Regions from separate parts of the Homo sapiens genome. Here region 1 is linked to region 2. A link is an interaction called in ENCODE POLR2A ChIA-PET data of the cell type or tissue named here. Cell type or tissue: GM12878. All regions are shown on one strand.

Region 1 (8,000 bases), 50 kb after region 2:
AGCCAGAGGGAACCTGTTAAAACATCTCTGGTCGCATCAGCCTCCCCAGTTACTTCCCATCTCACTCAGAGTCACAAGTCACAAGGCCCTCCCTGATCTGGAGCCCTGTAACCTATGTCCTCTAACCCCTTCTCCTATTGCTCTCCCCTGCCCTCTTCCCTCCGGCAGTGGTGGTGCACTGGTCTCTCTGTTGTTCCTCCAACAAGCCAGGGACACCCTCCTCCATAGGGCCTTTGCACGTGCCGTTCCCACTGCCCGAAGGGCTCTTTCCCCCAGATCCCCACAAAGTTCTTCCTCACATCCTCAAGTCTTGACTTAAATCACCTTTTTCATGAGGCCTTTCCTGGCCTCCCTATCATAAATTGCAATCCCATCCCCAACATTCATCTTCCCCTCCCCTTCTTTCTCCTCCTCAAACATGCTTGCTCCAAGAGACTAGGCCCAGGGTGAGGCTCAACAGGGTCTCTGAGGCCCACATCCTCTCACACTCCACCCCCACTTCTCTCTTCCTCCATCCTTCTTTTCTCCTCCCAACTCTACTTCTGTCATTGGCCCTCCAGTCTCCAGGCCAACCACAGACAGGCCAAGTGATAATGCCTCCTTGGACCTGCTCAAAGCTGGGGGTGGGGCTTCCCCAAATCCCAGCCTCAGACATGACAACAGGATGACAGAGTCTGACCTCCTGAGAAAGAACTGAAACACCTGTAATCTGTCACCCATCACCCATCACCCACAAAGAGCTGGAGAACTGCAGTGTATGGGAAAGTGGTATGGTCCTGGTGGTGGTTATTATTTTTTTAATTTAATGGAAAACAACAAGGACAAGAGTTAGAAATCCTAAAAAATACTAATGCTGAGACTCACAATCAGAGATAAAGATGAGACTAAGATGCAGCCTGGGCATCGGGATTTTTAAAGCTCCTTGGGCGATACTTGTGTGCTGCCAAGGTTGAGACCCATTGGAGATTTTTTTTAATTTTTATTTTGAAGTAATTATCTACTCACAAGAACTTACAAAAACGGTGCATGGAGTCCCATAAACCCTTCACTTAGCTTCCCTCAGTGATGATATATGACTATAGTACAATATCAAAACAAAAAAATTGACATTGGTACAATACTGTTCACTACAGACCTTATTCCGTTTTCATCAGTCATTCCATACACTGATTTGTGTGTAACTCTTTGCAACTTGATCCAATGTGTAGATTTGCACAAATCTACACACTGGATCACAATCAATATACAGTCAAGATACAGAACTATTCCATCTTCAAAAGGAACTCCCTCATGCTACCCCTTTATTGTGGTACCAGTCTTCCCCACACCCTGTCATTGTCCCTTGGCATCCAGTAATCTGCTCTCCAAGTCTATAGCTTTGTCATTTTGAGAATGTAATATAAATGAAATCATACAGTGTGTAACATCTTAGGTTGGCTTTGTTCACACAGCACGATGCCCCTGAGATCTATCTAAGTTGTTGTGTGTATCCGAGTTCATTCTGTTTTATTGCTGAGTAGTATTCCATGGTATGGTTGGACCGGAACTTGTTTAACCATTCATCCACTCAAAGACAATTCAAGATATTTCCAATTTGCAATTATTACAAATAAAGCTGCTATGAACATCTGTGTACAGGTTTTTCTGTGAACTTAAGTTTTTATTTCTCTGGGATGAGTGTCCAAAAGTATAACTGCTGCATCCTATGGGAAGCACATAGTTCTATAACAAACTGCCAAACTATTTTCCAAACTGACTGAACCACTTTTCATTCCCACCATCAATATATGAGAGAACCAGTTTCTCTGCAACCTTGCCAGCATTTGGTGTTATCACCATTTTTAATTTAGCCATCCTAATGGCCATTCTAATAGATACATAGTAATTTCTTGTTGTGGTTTTAATTTGCATTCCTCTAATGACTAATGATGTTGGACATCTTTTCATGTGCTTATTTTACATCTGCATACTCTCTTCAGTGAATGTCTGTTCGTGTATTTCACCCATTTTCATTAGATTGTTTTGGTTTCTTACTGTTGCATTTTGAGAGCTCTACACATTCTAGATACAAGTCCTTTGTCAGACATGTGGTTTGCAAATATTTCCTCCCAGTCTGTAACCTATCTTTTCATCCTCTTCACATTTTGATGAAGTCTAATTGATCTTTTTTTATTTAATAGATTGTGTTGGCCAGGTGTGGTGGCTCACACTTGTAATCCCAGTACTTTGGGAGGCCAAGGCAGTGGATTACTTGAGTCTAGGAGTTTGAGACCAGCCTGGGCAACATAGGGAGACTCCATCTCTACAAAAAATACAAAAAATTAGCCAGGCGTGGTGGCTCACACCTGTAGTTCCAGCTACTTGGGAGGCTGAGGCACAAGGAGCACTTGAGCCTGGGAGGTCGAGGCTGCAGTGAGCTGAGACTGTGCCACTGCACTCTAGCCTGGGCAACGGAGCAAAAACAAAAAAGATTTTGTTTTTGGTATGATATCTAAGAACTCTTCACCTAGGCCTAGGTCCCCAAAATGTTTGCCTATGTTTAATTCTAACACTTTTATAGTTTTATGTTTTACATTTAAATCCATGATCCGTTTTGAGTTAATTTTTTAATAAGATGTTAGATTTAGGCCGAGTTTCACTTTTTTTGTCTATGGATGTCCAAATACTCCAGTATCATTTGTTGAAAAGGCTATCCTTCCTCCATTGAATTGCTTTTGCCCTTTTGTCAAAAAGTCACTTGGGCATATTTGTGTAGGTTTATTTCTGGGTTCTCTAGTCCGTTCCTTTATCTATATGTGTATTCCTGTGTCAATACTAGACTGTCTTGATTACTATAACTATTAAAGTTAACTCATAAAATTGGGTAGATTCCTATTTTGCTCTTCTTTTTCAAAATTGTTTTCAAAATGTTTTGACTATTGTAGTTCTCCTGATTTCTTTTATAAATCTTAAAATAAACTAGTCTATAGCTACAAAAAAAAATCTTGCTGGAATTTTGATAGAAATTGCATTAGATCTACAGGTTAATTTGGGGGAATCAACATCTTAACCACACTGACTCCAGTCCATGAATATGGTATGTCTCTCCATTTATTTAGATCTTCTTTGAATACTATTAACAACATTTTGTTGTTTTCAGCATGCACATCCTGTACATGTTAAGTTTATACCTAAGTATAGTCATATGCTACATAACATTGTTTTTGTCAATAATAGACAACATATACGTCAATGGTCCCCATAAGATTATAATACCATACTTCTATTGTATTAAGTACATTTTTTATATTTATATATGGTTTTGTTTTTGTTTTTTTGAGACAGTATTGCTCTGTTGCCCAGGCTGGAGTACAGTGGTGAGATCTCAGCTCACTGCAACCTCCGTCTCCCAGGTTCAAGCGATTATCGTGCCTCAGCCTCCTGAGTTGCTGGGATTACAGGCACAGGCAACCATGCCCAGCTCATTTTTGTATTTTTAGTAGAGACAGGGTTTCACCATGTTGGCCAGGCTGGTCTCGAACTCCTCACCTCAAGTGATCCACCCACCTTGGCCTCCCAAAATGCTGGGATTACAGGTGTGAGCCACAGTGCCCAGCCAATATTTAGATATGTTTAGATATGCAACTACTTACCATTGTGTCGTAACTGCCTACAGTAACATGCTGTGCAGGTTTGTAGCCTAGGAGTGATAGGCCATACAATATGGCTAGGTGTGTAGTAGGCTATATCACCTACGTTTGTATAAGTATACTACTCTATGATGTTCACACAACAACAAAATCACCTTACAATGCATTTCTGAGAACATATCCCTGTTGTTCAGCAATGCATAACTGTATTTCAATTCTTTTGGGAGAGACTGTACATGGCATTGTGTTTTTAATTTCAGTTTCCATATGTTCATTGCTAGTATCTAGAAATATTAAATTGTGTGTTTGATCTTATATCCTGTGACCTTACTGCACTCACTTATTCTAGGAGTTACTTGGTAAATTCTTGGGATGTTCTACTGGAGAATCACGTCATCTGCAAATAAGATGTTATTCTTCCTTTCCAATTCATATGTCTTTTATTTTTTTCTCAACTAGTTGCTCTAGCTAGGACTTCCAGTATTACGTTGAATGAGACTGGTAAGAGCAGACATTCTTACCTTATTTCCCCATTCTCAGGGGGAGAGTATACAGTCTTTCACCATTAAATATGGTGCTAACTGCAGCATTTTTGTAGATGCTCTTTATCAAGTTGGGGGAATTCCTCTCTATTCCTAGTTTGCTGAGAGTTTTTATCATGAATGGCGTTGAATTTTGTCAATTTTTTTCATCAATTGATCTGATTATGCGATTTGATTTTTTCTCCCATAGCGTGTTGATATCATGGATTACACTGATTGATTTCCAAACACTGAAGTGGCCTTGCACATCTGGAATAAACCCCACTTGGTCATAGTATATAATTTTTTTTATAAGTTGCTGGATTGTTTTGCTAATACTTTGCTGAGGACTTTTGTGTCTATGTTCTTGAGGGACACTGGCCTGCAGTTTTCTTTGTTGCACTATCTGGTTTTGGTATTAAGGTAATACTGGCCTCATAAAATGAATTGGGACACATTCCCTCCTCTTCTATTTTCTCGAAAAGATTATGCAGAATTGGTGCTAATTCTTTAAATGTTTGGTGGAAATTATGACGAAAAACCTCTAGGCCTGGAGATTTCTTTTTTGGAAGCTTTTACATGACAAATTCAATTTCTTTAACAGTTAGTTATAGGACTATTGACATTATTTCACTTTGGGTAAGTTTTGGTAGTTTGTAGTTTTCAGGGAATTGGTTCATTTCATCTAAGTTGTCAAATGTATGTACATATAATTTAGTATTCGCTTATTGTCCCTTTAATAGCTGCAGAATCTGTAATGATATCACCTGTTTTATTCCTACTATGCTAATTTGTGTCTTTTTCATCTTTGCCTGTCTTCTTAGAGGTTTACCCATTTTATTGATCTTTTTATTTATTTATTTTGAAATAGGATCATATTCTGTCACCCAGGCTGGAGTGCAGTGGCACAATCACAGCTCACTGCAGCCTCAACCTCCCAGGCTTAAGTAATCCTCCCACCTCAGCCTTTTGAGTAGCTGGGACCACAGGCATGCACCACCACGTCCAGCTAATTTTTTGATTATTATTATTATTTTTTGATTGGCGAGATAGTGTCTTGCTATGCTGCCCAGGCTGGTCTCAAAGTCCTGGGCTCAAGTGATCCTCCCACTCCCGCTTCCCAAAATGCTGGGATTTCAAACATGAGCCACTGTACCCAGCCTATTGGTCTTTAAAGAACTGGCTTTTTCATTGATATTCTCTGTTGTTTTTCTGTTTTCACCTTCAATGATTACTGCTCTTATCTTCATTATTTCCTTCTTCTGGTTGTTTTCGGTTTATTTCACTTTTTCTAGTTTCTTGAGGTAGGACCTTAGATTATTGATCTGAGAACATTCCTCCATTCTAATGTAAACTTTAGTGCTATAAATTTTCCTCTCAGTACTGCTTTAGCTGGGTCCCACACATTTTAATATGTTGTATGTTCATTTTCATTCAGTTCTATGTGTTTGTTTAATCTTTTTGAGACTTCTTCTTTGACCTGTGGATTATTTAGAAGTGTGTGATTTGATTTCCAAGTGTTTGGAGATTTTCTGATCTTTCCATTACTGACTTCTAGCTTAATTACTTATGGTCAAAGAACACCTTTTTTATTATCTCAATTCCCTTAAATATATTGAGGTTAGTTTTATGACCCAGGATATGGTTTAACTTGGCAGATATTTCATGGGTACTTGAAAAAAATGTGTTTTGTGCTGTTTCTGTGTAGGATATTCTGTAAACATCAATTACAACTTCTTGGTTGATTATGTTGTTCAGGCCTTCTATACCCTTGCTGATTTTCTGTTTAGTAATTCTGTCAAGTGCTGAGAAAGAGATGCTAAGTTGCCAACTATAACTGTGTACTTGTCTATTTTCTAGTTCTATCAGTTTTTGCTCCATATATGTTGCAGCTCTGTTGCTTGGCCCATACACATTTAGGACTGCTACGTCTTCTTGGTGGAATGACACTTTTATCATTGTGTAATGTCCTTCTTTGTCCCTGGTAATTTTCTTTGCTCTCTGGTCTACCCTATCTGATATTATATGTAGCCACTCCTGCTTTTTTAAAATTAATACTTGCATAGTATGTATTTTCCAACTTTTACTTCCAACGTGCCTATATCAATATATTTGAAGTGAGTTTCTTACAAACAGCATATAGTTGAGTCAAGTTTTTTTTTTTATCTATCATCTCTGTTTTTTAATTGGTATATTTAAAACACATATTGACATGTTAGGACTTACACCTGCCATTGTATTATTTGTTTTCTGTTTGTTCACTCTGTTTTTCATTGTTTCCTTTTTCTTGTCTTCCTGTGGGTTACTTGTACATTCTTTAGAATTTCCTTTTATATATAGGCAGTTTTAGTATATCTCTTTGTACAGTTATACTTTTAGTGATTTTTAGAGTATTTTAGTTATTACAATATACATATGTAACTTGTCACAGACTACTTCGATCAACATTTTCCTATTTCAGTGAAGTGTAAAAACCTTACTTCCAGTTAGGTTCTTTTACATCCTCCCCACCTCTTAAATATAATTTTCTTGCATATTACCTCAATATATATTGGATACCACACCAGATGATCTAATTTTTGCTTCAACCATCAAACATGTTTTTAAAAATTAATGATACAAGCCGGGCACAGTGGCTCACACCTGTAATCCCAGCACTTTGGGAGGCCAAGGCGGGTGGATTACCTGATGCCAGGAGTTTGACACCAGCCTGGCCATCATGGTGAAACCCCGTCTCTACTAAAAATACAAAAATTAGCCAGGCATGGTGGTGCACATCTGTAATCCCAGCTACTCAGGAGACTGAGGCAAGATAATCACTTGAACCTGAGAGGCAGAGATTGCAGTGAGCCAAGAATGTGCCACTACACTCCAGCCTGGACAACAGAGCAAGATTCCGTCTCAACAACAACAACAGAAAAAAATTAATGACACATACCCTATACTTGGCCTACTATACATACTCCCTATTTTTACCCATTTGCTATTTTCTCCTTTCTGAAATTCCAAAGTTTCTTCTGTTACCATTTCTTTTATGTTTAAAAAACTTTTTTTTTTCTGAGATGGAGTCTCACTCTGTCGCCCAGGCTGGAGTGCAGTGGCATGATCTCGGATCACTGCAAGCTCCCCCTCCCAGGTTCACGCCATTCTCCTGCCTCAGCCTCCCGAGTAGCTGGGACTACAGGCGGCCGCCACTATGCCTGGCTAATTTTTTTGTATTTTTAGTAGAGATGGGGTTTCACCGTGTTAGCCAGGATGGTCTCCATCTCCTGACCTTGTGATCCGCCCATCTCAACCTCCCAAAGTGCTGGGATTACCGGCGTGAGCCACCGTGCCCAGCCTAAAAAACTTTCTTTAGGCATTATTTAAGGATAGGTCTGCTATTGATAAATTCTCTTAGTGTTCCTTCATCTGAGAATGTTTTCATTTTCTCTTCATTCCTTAAGGATATTTTCACCAGACAAAGAATTCAGAGTTAATCTTTCTTTTCTTTCAGCCCATGAAAATGTTGTACACTTCCTTCTGGACTCCATTATTTTACAGGAGAAATTCATTGTCATTCAAATCATTCTTCCTTGTAAGTATATGTCATGTCTCTCTTGCTGCATTTTCTTTGCCTTTCATTTTTAGAAGCTTGATTAGTATGTATCTTGGCATAGATTTCTCTAGGTTTATCCTGTTTAGGTTTTGCTCAGCTTCTGAATTCTGAAGATTTATGCTTTTTGCCAAATGTGGTGAGTTTTCAGTCATCATTTCGTTCAATATTGTTTATTATCATAACCTTCTTTTCTCCTTCTGGAATTCTGATGACCCAAATGTTAGATCTGATGTTATTATCCCATAGGCCTCT
Region 2 (8,000 bases):
CACAAAAACTAGCTGGACACAGTGGCATGCACCTGTAGTCCTAGCTACTCAGGAGGCAGGAGGACCACCTGAGCCCAGGAGGTGGAGGTTGCAGTGAACTACAATTGCCCACTGCATTCCAGCCTGGGTGACAGAGCAAGACTCTGTCTCAAAAAAAAAAAAAAAAAAAAAGTACAAAATACCCATTTTTTCTAATAATTTTATGGCAAAAGTTAATGCACATTATTAGAAGGCCTCTCATTTCCCACCTGCTCCCCACTTCAAAAAAAGAAACACCCAGAAGCCCAATTTAGAATAACTCACATGGGGAATTACAAGGCCCTGATTTTAGGAGCCTGGTTTCCAAAGCTTAGGTTTGGGGGTGAGGAAGCATTTCAGAGTGGGAAATGCCCACTGATCAGAGCTAACACAGAAATTTCTTCATTTGTGCTTAGAAATATCTGCGTTTATTTAGCTTAAAGAGAAATAATGTTAATAAACAGGTTAACAGGTCATGACTAAATTTGGTCATTTCTTCTCAAAACAGACTGCCCATCTACCAAGAACAGGATCCAAATTTCCCCTGACTCTGACCCCTGTCTGGATTCTATAAGCACTCCTGACTCTACTCCATCATGGGACCTGGCAACAAATACCCAGAGGCCCCCAGAAGTGACACTAAAACCTTGAGGACACTATTCCTTAGCAGCCCCACAATGACAGGGAAGGGAAACGTTTTCTAAAAAGCCTTTTCCTAGGTTTAACCCTATGGCTTCTAGGACACAGCATCAGGGGAACAGAATAAAAGGCGATGGTGCATTATCATTAAATCTTTTAGCCACAATTACTAAGTGCCTTAATATATATCAAGTCCTATGTCGGGGGTAGTGTTAAAGATGGCCACTGCTACCTAGGGTCTCACCATCTAGGAAGGCTGGAACTCTGAGTGGAGTGGACATGCGCTCCAACTCTTTTTTTTTTTTTTAGACTGAGTCTTGCTCTGTTGCCAGGCTGGAGTGCAGTGGTGCGATCTTGGCTCACAGCAACCTCTGCCTCCCGGGTTCAAGCGATTCTTCTGCCTCAGCCTCCTGAATAGCTGGAACTACAGGCTGTGCCACCATGCCCAGCTAATTTTTGCAGTTCTTTTTTTTTTTTTTTTTTTTTTTTTTTTAAGTAGAGACGGGGTTTCACCATGTTGGCCAGGCTGGTCTCCAACTCCTGACCTCAAGTGATCCGCCCACCTTGGCCTTCCAAAGTGCTGGGATTACAGGTGTGAGCCATCCTGCCTGGCCAGCTCCAGCTCTTAATCAGAGTTCCAGTCACTTCGTGACCATGCACAAGGTCCTAACCTCTCTGAACTGAATAGTCCTTAGTAATAGTTTCTTACCACTGCTCTAACAGATTACCAAAAACTTGGCGACTTAACCCAAAGTTAGTATCTCACAGTTCTGGAGGTTAGAAATCCAGAAACTGTCTTACTGGGCTAAAATGGAGGTGTTGGCAGGCTGCATTCATTCAGGGGCTGTAGGAGAGGAGGTTCTCCCACCCTTTCCAGCCTCTAGGGGTTACCTGCATTCCTTAGCTTGTATTCCCTTCCTCCATCTTCGAGGCCAGCAGTATAGCATCTTCAATGCTCGCTCTCTCTCTGACCTCTGCTTCTATCATCACTAACTCTGATCTTACTGCCTCCCTTTTTAAAAAAAATTTTTTTTAATTGTGGTAAATACACGTTACATAAAATTTAACATCTTAACAGGTTTAAACTACACAGTTCAGTAGTGTTAAGTACAGTCACATTGTGCAAAAGATCATCAGATTTCTTTTCCTCTTGCAAAACTGAAAAAGAAGCTCTGTACCCATTAAACAACTCCTTTCTCCCCTCCCACCAGCTCCTGGCAACCAGCAGTCCATTTTCTGTCTCTGTAAAGTTGACTTTAGATACCTCATATAGGTTAAGTCATACAGTATTTGTCCTTTTGTGACTGGCTTCTGTCACTTAGCATAATGTATCAAGGTTCAACCGCATTGTAGCATGTGTCAGAATTTCCTTCTTTTGAGGCAGAATGATATTCTGTTGTATAGACACTTGGGTTGCTTCCACCTTTTGCCTTCTGTGAATACTACTGTGCACATGGGTGTATAATATCTCTGAGACCCTGCTTTCAATTCTTTTGGATATATACCCAGAAGTAAAATTGCTAGATCATATGGTAATTCTATTTTTAATTGTTCAAGGAACTGCCACATTGTTTTTTATGGTAGCTACACCATTTTACATCCCCACCGACAGTATATAAAGGTTTCAATTGTTCCACATCCTCACCAACACTTGTTGTTTTTTCTTTTTTTATAGCAGCCATCCTAATGGGTATGAGGTGCAATCTCACTGTGATTTTGATTTGCATTTCCCTGATGGTCAGTGATGTTGAGCATCTTTTCATCTGCTTGTTGGTCATTGGTATGTCTTCTTTGGAAAACTGTCTATTCAAGTCCCTTGCCCATTTTGAATTGGGTTATTTGTTTTGTTGTTGAGTTGTAGGAGTTCTTTATAGATTCTGGATATTAACCCCTTATCAGATATATGATTTGAAAATATTTTCTCCATTGTTCAGATTGCACTTTGAGTCTGTTGATTGCATCTTTTTTTTTTTTTTTTTTTTTTTTTTTTTTTTTTTTTTTGAGACAGAGTCTTGCTCCGTCGCCCAGGCTGGAGTGCAGTGGCACAATCTCGGCTCACCGCAAGCTCCGCCTCCCAGTTTACACCATTCTCCTGCCTCAGCCTCCCGAGTAGCTGGGACTACAGGTGCCCGCCACCAGGCCTGGCTAATTTTTTGTATTTTTAGTAGAGATGGGGTTTCACCATGGTCTCGACCTCCTTACCTCGTGATCCACCCGCCTCGGCCTCCCAAAGTGCTGGGATTACAGGCATGAGCCACCACGCCTGGTCCGATTGTATCTTTTGATGTACGGAAGTTTTACATTTTGATGTTGTCTAATTTATGTATTTTTGCTTTTGTTGCCCATGTGCTTCCCTCTTATAAGGACCCTTGTGATTCTAATCCAAAATCCTTAACCATATCTGCATCGTAAGGTAAACACTCACAGGTTCTGAAGATTAGAACGTGGACACCTTTGAGGGGCCATTATTCTGCCTACCATAGTCCTTATCCTTAAAATGAGAATAGTAGTATCTAATTCAAAGAGTTATGACAACAAAATAAAATAGCACATGAACTGAGCTTAGAACAGTGCCTGGCATACAGTAAATATTAGCAATTGTCATTAACATAAAACAAAGTGTTATAGGAAAAGAGACAGGTGTGGCTAAGGGTACTGGTAAGAACAGAAGCTAAGGCCATTCATTCTGCCTGGGAAAACTCTTTCCAAAAGGGACAAGACACCAACTTGATCATAAGAAATGAGTAGAATTTAGAAGGTCTGAAAAGAGCAAGCCAGGAGGGAAAATTCCAAATTTTCTCCCACATTCTGACATTGGCATTAACATCCCAGAAATCTTGTTTCTTTCCTAAGAAGCCACATCTGCTTTTTGACAGTAGCTGTGAGGTGATTTTCTTTATTTATAAGGAAACATGCTCAGCTGAATTTCTGAGTCTTAATAAACAATTCACAAACTTTTTCCCAGCAAACTATTTTTAGAGTAGAAAGGGATTTTTTTTTAAAGAAGCAGCTCGTATTTATAAAATTTGTCCTGAAAGCTTAAAAATAGATCCAAAAGTTTAGCACCAGCCCTGTCCCACCCTCATCACTCAGTACCAGAAAGGCAGACACAGCATGCCTTTGTGAGTCCTCTGGGACTCTGATTTTTTAAAGTTAACCCCTGCTAATCTCCCTTCCCCTGGAACGTGCACAGTAAATGGCAGGTGAACAGAATAATGAAAGAAAATAATCACTTATTGATGTTCTTCTCATTTCTCCTTGCAGACATGCTGGGAAGCTGCGATAATTAACTGGCTGAAATATAGAACAATTTCTCAACTTGCCCTTGTCCTCTAATGATCAACATCCTCCCTCCCCCCACACCAGTAGAGTAGCTTAGCTTTAGTTCAAGCAGAACTTCGGTGGTTCTGTTGACTTGGAAGTTAATTTGCTCTGAACCCAGAGCACACGGGAAAACCTGACAAATGAAAATGCAGAATGGTTTTAGGTCACACACAGGAAACCTGTCAATACCAAGGCACCACATGGGTATCAGTTTTCTAATGGACTGCAAACACAATGCACAGACACACAAAATACACACACTGGCTGCAACTTAATGAGAATTTTACCCAGACACAAACGCAGATGAACAGAATGGCAGGATCTATTACCCTCCTCAGCTATCTTGTTGCTGTCTGTCCATTTAAGCCAGTCAGCTATTACCACCCTGGCTCAGCAATAAGACAGCACCTCCAAAAGGTTAAATATGGAAAGGGCGTGTGGGTGACTGTTTTAAGCCTCCATGACATGTTGAAGGGGGAAAAAAAGCACACAGCAATATCTGGGGTTCAGCCCAAGTTAATCGGATCATTCTACAATTCACACCTCGCCTTATAAATGAGAGATTTGAATTCAATACATTCCATCCACAACCCTAATAACCACTCAGGGGGAGGCTAAACTCCACCTAACGCCACTGACTCAGCCACACAACCAAATGGCACATACCATGGGCATCCTAGATACACCAAACAATTTCAGCTGGCATTTAATTTATCTTGGAGCTAGATAATACAGGCAAAGAACTGTGATCTTTTTGAAGGAAAAGAAATAGATACAAACTATTTATTGTGGTGTCTATGTTTAGGAGAAACAGGAAATGCTGAGTTTTCAACATGAAATAGATGTTCACAATAGGAAGATTAAAATTCAGTCAAAATTTTCCAAGACTGACCCCCAAGTTTGCATCCTTTCATCAGTAATCCCATGGTCTGATTTATGGGTGAACATATGAGTACACATTAATTATTTCAGAAATTTCTAAAATGTAGCTGTTGGAGGCATTCAGGTTGAAAAGACAGAACTGACATTTTAATCTTGTTTTCCTGTCTGGCCAAATTCAGTGTACACACACACACACATTTGGGTTTTTTTTTTTAAATTAGTAAGATCTTTGTTCTTATTCCATGTAAAGTGTCCTGTCCTGAAATAGAGACACCTCCTGTTAAGCAGAAGGAGGTTTTCACTTTATAATAGCATATTGAGCAATATTATTATACAGCTGCGTTATAATTTTTTTTTTTTTTTTTTTTTTGAGACAGGGTCTAGCTCTGTCACTCAGGCTAGAGTACAGAGCAGTGGCTCGATCTCAGCTCACTGCAACCTCCACCTCCCAGGCTCAAGCAGTCCTCCCATCTCAGCCTTCTGAGTAGCTGGGACTACAGGCATGCACCACCATGCCCGGCTAATTTTTGTCTTTTTCTTCTTTTTCTTTTTTTTTCGTAGAGACAGGGTCTCGCCAAGTTGCCCAGGCTGGTCTTGAACTCCTGGACTCAAGCAATCCACCCAGTTTGGCCTCCCAAAGTGCTGGGATTACAGGTGTGAGCCACCACACCAGGCCTTATAATTTATTTTCATTGCAAATAGTCATGGCATAATTTTGCTCCTTTTCAAAGCAATATTATTGTTGATTTAGCATCACTTGCCAAACAAACAAAAAGAAATTCTGTCTTAACTACCTTCCAGCCATGACTTTACTCATGATATAACATACTCAAAATGCACATGGGGCACTTCATGTTTTTCTCAAGTAGAAGATGTTTAATACAATGTGTGGTTGTAATAAGCCACAAGATTGAACTCTCACGTTGCAGTTTGAGTACTGGAGCAGTAAAGATTAATCAGACTGCTAAAAAAAATCTAACTTAATGCAGCCATTGGTTTTAACTCCGGATTTTCTCTCTAGTCAATATGACAGAACCTTCCTAAATGGCAGATAAGTCATCTAGTATCACAGAATCATAAAATCAGAGATCAAAGTCCAGAAGTTTATTCTTTCCAAGTTCTCATGCTAAACTCTGACTGTAAGACTTTTGGCCCACAATCCCCCACTCCTTTTGTGTCACAGCTGATTCTTGAAAATATCGCTTAAAATGTCTACACACAGTATAACCAAGGGTTCTCACTCTCGGATTCATGGACAAACATCTGAATCTAAAAATGGGCAAAGGTTATGAATAAATAGTTCAAAGAAGAACCATATATGGCCAACAGACATACGAAAATAATGTCACTAAGTGCAGGTTTGTTATATAGGTAAACTAGTGTCATGAGGGTTTGTTGTACAGATTATTTCGTCATCCAGGTACCAAGCCTAGTACTCAATAGTTATTTTTTCTGCTCTTCTCCCTCCTTCCACCCTCTACCCTTAAGTAGGCCCCCATGTCTGTTCCCTTGTGTCCATGTGTTCTCATCCTTTAGCTCCCACTTATAAGTGAGAACATGCGGTATTTGGTTTTCTGTTCCTGTGTTAGTCTGCTAAGGATAATGGCCTCCAGCTCCATCCGTGTTCCCACAAAAGACATGATCTCATTCTTTTTTATGGCTGCATAGTATTCCATGGTGTATATATACCATATTTTCTTTATCCAATCTATCACTAATGGGCATTTAGGCTGATTTCATGTTTTTGCTATTGTGAAGAGTGTGGCAATGAACATACTTGTGCGTGTGTCTTTATGGTAGAATGACTTATATTCCTTCGGGTATATACCCAGTAATGGGACTGCTGGGTCGAATGGTAGTTCTGTTTTTAGCTCTTTGAGGAATTGCCACACTGCTTTCCACAGTGGTTGAACTAATTTACATTCCCACCAAGAGTGTATAAGTGTTCCCTTTTCTCTGTAACCTTACCAGCATGTTATTTTTTTTTTTTTTACTTTTTAATAATAGCCATTCTGACTGGTGTGAGATGGTACCTCACTGTGGTTTTGATATGCATTTCCCTAATGATCAACGATATTGAGCTTTTTTTCATATTCTTGTTGGTCACATGCAGGTCTTCTTTTAAAAAGTGTCTGTTCATGTCCTTTGCCCACTTTTTAATGGCTTTTCTTGTAAATTTAAGTTCCTTACACGTGCTGAATATTAGACCTTTGTCAGGTGAATAGTTTGCAAATATTTTCTCTCATTCTGTAGGTTGTCTGTTTACCCTGTTGATAATTTCTTTTGCTAACATACTGAATTTTTAAGGTTTATTTTACCCAGGGAATGGGGGGTTGAGCCTTCTCCTACATTACTGTGAGAGTCTGATGTGGCACACTTTGGTGAAGACCAGTTGGCAATATGGATTATAGGCCAAAAAGAAAAAAACAACAACACCGCTCATATTCTAAACCCAGTAACTCTACTTATAAGGACTTATCTAGGGAAGTAATCACAGATGTGCTTCAAAGAGGATTTAAAGTATGTCCAAAATTTTTTCTTTATAAGAAAATTAGAGCAATCTAAGCTATTAACAATTGGGGCAGTATAAGGTAGGTCTATGTGCTTTCAAAGTTGGCTACTGAGTGTGACCAGGATCCCTAGGAGGCCTCAAAGCTATGGGGAGGGTAACCGTAAACTGCAACATTGACAAGATATAGCCTGGGCTCCCCACTCCTGCCTCAATGGTGGTGCAGCTCTGCTTGAAGCTCTCTGGTCTTTGAGGAAAGGGTTCTGCAACTTTAAAAAACTTGAAAAACATTACTGATGTTGTAGAAAATTAAGTAACTTAGTATTACACTTAAAAATTGGTTACAGCTGGGCACGGTGGCTCATGCCTGTAATTCCAGCACTTTGGGGGGCCAAAGCGGGCAGATCGCCTGAGGCCAGGAGTTCAAGATCAGCCTGGCCAACATGGTGAAATCCCATCTCTACTAAAACTACAGAAATTAGCCAGGCATGGTGGTGCGCACCAGTAATCCCAGCTACTCAGGAGGCTGAGGCAGGAGAATTGCTTGAACCCAGGAGGCAAAGGTTGCAGTGAGCTGAGATTCTGCCATGGCACTCCTGCCTGGGCGACAAAAGCGAAACTCCGTCTC

What was found. ChIA-PET counts read pairs that join two places held together with the same protein. Peaks named below come from ENCODE experiments on the same cell type or tissue, not always from the same donor. Only the 100,000 strongest peaks of a DNase experiment are listed, where the experiment ranks them.
Region 1: POLR2A ChIA-PET joins it to region 2 with 5 read pairs; 12 of 35 experiments call an interaction of 5 or more read pairs at or near these places.

Annotation. Positions count from the first base shown.
Region 1 is chrX:19,814,338-19,822,337 of GRCh38, forward strand. All of the region lies in intron 2 of SH3KBP1 (SH3 domain containing kinase binding protein 1), which reads right to left. Among named protein-coding and RNA genes, the nearest start is that of SH3KBP1, 69 kb to the right of the region's middle. In GM12878, a CTCF peak has its summit at 141; no DNase peak of the experiment used is centred here; H3K27ac peaks cover 270 bases.
Region 2 is chrX:19,763,865-19,771,864 of GRCh38, forward strand. The region is part of intron 2 of SH3KBP1 (SH3 domain containing kinase binding protein 1); the gene reads right to left. Among named protein-coding and RNA genes, the nearest start is that of SH3KBP1, 120 kb to the right of the region's middle. In GM12878, a CTCF peak has its summit at 4,404; no DNase peak of the experiment used is centred here; H3K27ac peaks cover 2,432 bases.